Linked DNA regions of Homo sapiens: region 2 is linked to region 1. Evidence: chromatin loops called from intact Hi-C (ENCODE). Cell type or tissue: gastrocnemius medialis. All regions are shown on one strand.

Region 1 (2,500 bases):
CTCAAAGCTGGGAGTGTGGTGGGGGTGGGGGTGGGGGTGGGGTTCCAGGTCATAGGTGGATTCAGAGATTTTCTGATTGGCAATTGGTTGAAAGAGTTGTTATTCTCTAAAGACCTGGAATCAATAGAAAGGAGTGCCTGGGTTAAGATAAGGGGTTGTGGAGACCAGAGTTCTTATATAGGTGAAGTCTCATAAGTGGCCGCCCTTAGAAGCAATAGATGGCCAATGTTTCTTATTCAGACCTTTAAAAGGTGCTAGACTCTCAGATCAGAAAAAGTCCTGGAAAGGGAAGGAGATTCTCTACAGAATGTAAATTTCCCCCAGGAGAGACAGCTTTGCCAGGTCATTTCAAAATATGTCAAAAAATATATTTTGGTGTAAAATACTTCAATTTCTTTCATTACCTGCTGTCTGTCATGTGATGCTATACTAGAGTCAGGTTGGAATTTGGCATATTATTGCTTCAAGGAGTCTGTTTTGTCAGTCTGAATATCTCTCTCAATGTTAATACTGGTCAGTTGGGCATGAATTCCAAAGGGAGGAGAATATATTGAGGCATGTCTGACCTTCCCCTTTCTCATCATGACCTGAACTAGTTTTTCACGTTGTGTCCCCTTGGCTGAGAGAAGTGTCCATTCATTCAGCTGGGGAGCTTAGAATTTTATTTTTGGTTTACAACACAACAAAAACTTCCCGAAGTCCCAGGTAGAGATTTGGATTTTATTTTTCTGGGGTGGGTCTCCATCATGTGTCTTTTTCAAAGCTCCCCAGTTTGTTCTCCTTCCAGGCTAGGTCGAGAACCATCGTTCTCAGGTAGTGGTTCTGACCCAGGGGCATCTCCCAAAGCTTCCAGCCTGCTACGATACAATGTCTGGAGCCATTTTTGGTTGTCAAAACTGGGAGTGGGAGACACTACTGGCTTCTTATATGCAGAGATCTGGGATGCTGCCCCACATCCCCCAACACACACCATAGAATTATGGGGTTCAAAATGGTAATAGTGCTAAGGTTGACAAACCTTGCTGTAGAGCCTTGACGATCTATTTGGGAAGACAGCAGGGACGGAAAAGAAAAAGGGATGGCACAGAACCACACCCCTCACCTTCCCCGAAATCTGGGTAGCGGGCACAGGACGTGTGCGCCTGCGCGAATGCGCGCTCGCCACCAGCGTACGCGACGCGTGCGCGCCTGTGCACCTCGGCGAGCACGCGCCCGTAGTGAGTACGCCTGCGTAGGCCGCCATTTCTTGAAGCCCCGAACTCGGTCGCAGTGCCCGCCGGGAAAATGCGACCGTCCACAAAGTGAAATGGCCGCCCGGGACGAGCTCGGCCTCGGCGGGGATTCTCTTGAGGCCATGCCCGTGCCGGCCGCCAGAGGTCGCCCGAGGATCACGAATGGGCCCGAGGAGCTGGCTGCCCCTTCCCCCGCGTAAGGTCTGAAGCCGCGGCCAGAGTGGCTTTGGGGTGACCGCGCGTGGACCGTCGCCGGCGGGAGGAAGCGCGGTCCCGCGAGGGGCCGAACGGGGCCCCTGCGGCTTGAGCTTGTTTCGCAGGGAGCCCTGGGGCCATGGCCTCTGGGACACTGGACACGGGTCGTCAGGGCTGCCCAGGGGGAGGGGGTGTGGACGTGCAGACAGGGAAGGCAGCTGGACCCTCCAACCACGCTGGGCCCTCGGGCTGACCGGGGCTGGTCTGTGGGGCAGTGAGGAGGGGCTTCGTTCCCTAGGAGTTTGATGAGGGAGCGCCATGGGGGTGGCGTCATCCTGACATCCCGCAGGGCAGTGGAGCCTTACTTTCCCTAGGTTACAACACAGTTTTAACTGTCCCAAACTGTGGGGACTCCGCCCTATTCCATCTTGGGCCGCTCCATCACACTACAGGGAGAGGCGGTATAGTATAGTGGTTGAGAGCCTGGACTCTGGTGCTTTGGGTTCCAGTCCAAGCTCTGTCACTTACAAGCACCGTGACCTTGGGCATGTTACTCATCTTCTCTGTGCCTCAGGTTCCTCACGTGCGGAATAGTGGTAATCATACCTCCTACCATATAGGGTTGTTGAAATGGCCAAATCGGTTTGTATATGTAAAGCCTGTAGGACATTTAAACCTGCGAGCTAAGTGAAGCAGCACCAGAGGAATATCTCCTCCTCTCAGAGGTGTTCAGGGACACCTGGAAAGCTAACTTAACCAGCTTTATTGGTTTGATTTCATTTGACATGACACGATATCTCATCTTCTTCCTACTAAACTTTTGTCATCAAATTTTCCATCTAGAACATGCTGTTTTCCTCATTATGTTGCAAGCATGGGCTTCTCGTTTATATTTTTTCTGCATGAGGATCAGGTGAAGTTTAGGCACCACATTTCCTCACCACTGGCAACCGTTGTTGGCCAGTGGAGGCAGTACAAGGGTGGAAGTGTCAGCTGGGTGCAGTGGCTCATACCCACCTGTAATCCTATACTTTGAGAGGCCGAGGCGGGAAGACCACTTGAGTTCCGGGGAT
Region 2 (2,500 bases), 91 kb after region 1:
TCGGGAAGGAGGGAGGTAGCAGTGGGGTCGGCAGCAGGACGGGGGTAGACGAGGCGCCTTGCCAGGAACCCCAGGAGGAGGGATCCTAGGACCTGTGTCCTGTAGTGGCTGTTTGCAGTTTCTCTCTGTGTTGTGGTTCCCTTCTTTTCAGTGATTTCGGTACACGTTTCTCTTCAATAAATTTCATTCCATTTTCCAGCCGGTCTCGCCTCTGCTGTGGGAAACTAGTGGGAAAGGTCTCTTTGGGATAAAATGGAAGTTGGGGGACAACAGTGGCCTGGAATTCTGACCCTATTGTGCTCACTGGGATACGGTCAGGGCATAGTAGGCCAGCGATTGTAGAGAATGACCTAACTGCGATGGTGGTTCCAACCCAGAGTCAGTGGCTTATGAGGATGAGGAAAGAAACCAAGCTGAACATGCTGGATGGTGCCAGTTGACGGAACACTGCCGTGCGAGGGCAATGTGTGGCTTGCTCCCCAGGGCATGCATGGAGGCTCCCAGAACGAAGTGCATAAGACGTGGAAGGGCAGGCAGGGGACAGCAGGCTGGGGCGGAGGCCTGGGTTGAAGCTCTAGCATAGACATCTTTTTAACTGTTCCTCAGTTCCTCATGTTTATCCTGTGTGTGGAGCTTTCACCATCTCTTTGGAAAGACAGAAGAGATGGATAAGGAAAAGGAGTAGAACAGAGCGGCACCCCTTGCCTTCCCCAGAGTCTGGGTAGCGGGCGCAGGACGTGTCGCCTGTCCAAATGCGCAACTTTCACCAGTGTACGCTACGCGTGCGCGCCTGTGCACCTTGACGAGCACGCAGCCGTCATGAGTGCGCCTGGGCACGCCGCCATTTCCTGCAGCCGCGACAGCACGGTCGTATATTTCCGGTTGTCATTTTATTCTTTTTGAGAAATGGTCTCGCTCTGTTGCCCAGGGTGGAGTGTAGTGGCGCTGTCATAGCTCACTGCAACCCCGACCTCCTGGGCTCAAGCGATTCTCCCGCCTCAGCCTCCCGACTAGCTGGGACCACAGGCGTGCAACCACCATACCCGGAACCACAGTCACAGTCGGTCGCAGTGCCCGCTGGGAAAATGCGACCGTCCACAAAGCGAAACGGCCATCGGGGCGAGTTCGGCCTCGGCGGGGATTCTCCTGAGGTCACGCCCGCTCTGGCCGCCAGAGGACGCCCGAGGATCACGAATGGGCCCGAGGAGCTGGCTGCCCCTTCCCACGCTCAAGGTCTGCAGCCGTGGCCAGAGTGGCCTTGGGGTGACCGCGCGTGGACCGTCGCCGGCGGGAGGGAGCGCGGTCCCGCGGGGGCCGAACGGGGCTCCTGTGGCCTGAGCTTGTTTCGCAGGGAGCCCTGGCGGCCATGGCTCTGGGACACCAGACAACGGTCGTCAGGGCTGTCCAGGGTAAGGGGGTGTGGACGTGCAGACAGGGAGGGCAGCTGGACCCTCCAACCATGCTGGGCCCTTGGGCTGACCGGGGCTCGTCTGTGGGGCTCAGTGAGGAGGGACTTTGTTCCCTAGGAGTTTGATGAGGGAGCGCCATGGGGGTGGCGTCATCCTGACATCCTGCAGGGCAGTGGAGCCTTACTTTCCCTAGCCCCAGAGATCATGAAGTCTCTCTTTGTTTAAAGGTAGAAACCAAGGACAAGAGATTGGTGGGAACTGCTCTGGTTACAAAATTGCAGAACCAGACTTCTTAATTCTGGGACCCGTGCTGCTTTCATTACACTCTACCGCTTCCAGTTTGTGATGTGCTCCTTCTGTCAACAGTTAGCAAGCCTGCTGGCTCTGTTGCTCTGGCATGAGTCCAAAGGTGAAGGATGGGGGGCTGATGCATTTTGATACTCAAAATGTCTCCTAAACTGTCCAGTATGGTATACCATCTCCTGCCTCCTTGATGCTTGTGATGGCACCCCAAACAGTATATTTGGAAATCTAACATTCTTACTCCTGCCTGGACAGGCCCTCAGTATCATTCAACGAAAGCTCAATTATTACACAGGGAGTGACAGCACAGTTGTGACTTTCCCATTGTCATTTTTTTTTTTTTTGACACAGTCTTGCTCTGTTGCCCAGTCTGGTCTATGTCCACAGTATCTTCCTGGTCTGCTTATACGAAGTCAAGCAATTTCTGTGCTGGCATGGGTTCCAAGCACCTGAGAAAGCCCAATGTCATCTCTTTTCACAGTGGTTTTGTCTTTTGGCCGTACTTTATATTCCTTCTAGCATATAACCCCTTCCTGACTGAAGGCCAGGCAGAGCACGGGCCACTTTAAAGTTTAACTTTCAAGTAACTAAGATCCTCCCTTTCCCAGAGCAGCAGCAGTGCTTGGAGAAGCACCTGCCTCAGTCTTTATTCTCCCTAGAAACTGACCTTTCCTTTTCCCATTGTAACTTACCTCTGAGCAAGTTGGCAAAAAAGCCTGCATGCTCCCTTCTTTGCTGCATGAAGGAAATTCAAACCATGCAATTTCCTGTCTCCATGTGGGAATTCT

Evidence for each region. A loop is a pair of places that touch in the nucleus more often than their neighbours do. Peaks named below come from ENCODE experiments on the same cell type or tissue, not always from the same donor. Only the 100,000 strongest peaks of a DNase experiment are listed, where the experiment ranks them.
Region 2: it touches region 1 in a loop (4-fold over the local background); 14 of 110 quality-filtered maps call a loop at or near these places.

What each region holds. Positions count from the first base shown.
Region 1 is chrX:152,940,403-152,942,902 of GRCh38, forward strand. The region is part of intron 17 of ZNF185 (zinc finger protein 185 with LIM domain); the gene reads left to right. It overlaps LOC105373372 (a long non-coding RNA gene), which reads right to left and starts at 1,171. Exons shown (of 3, transcript XR_007068369.1): 1 at 1,019-1,171. RefSeq lists enhancers at 1,064-1,113, 1,164-1,253. In gastrocnemius medialis, a CTCF peak has its summit at 1,366 (motif pointing right); a DNase peak (open chromatin) is centred at 1,299; H3K4me3 peaks cover 1,508 bases; H3K27ac peaks cover 1,262 bases.
Region 2 is chrX:153,031,653-153,034,152 of GRCh38, forward strand. No RefSeq gene overlaps it. Among named protein-coding and RNA genes, the nearest start is that of PNMA3, 24 kb to the right of the region's middle. In gastrocnemius medialis, a CTCF peak has its summit at 1,188 (motif pointing right); a DNase peak (open chromatin) is centred at 1,139; H3K4me3 peaks cover 781 bases.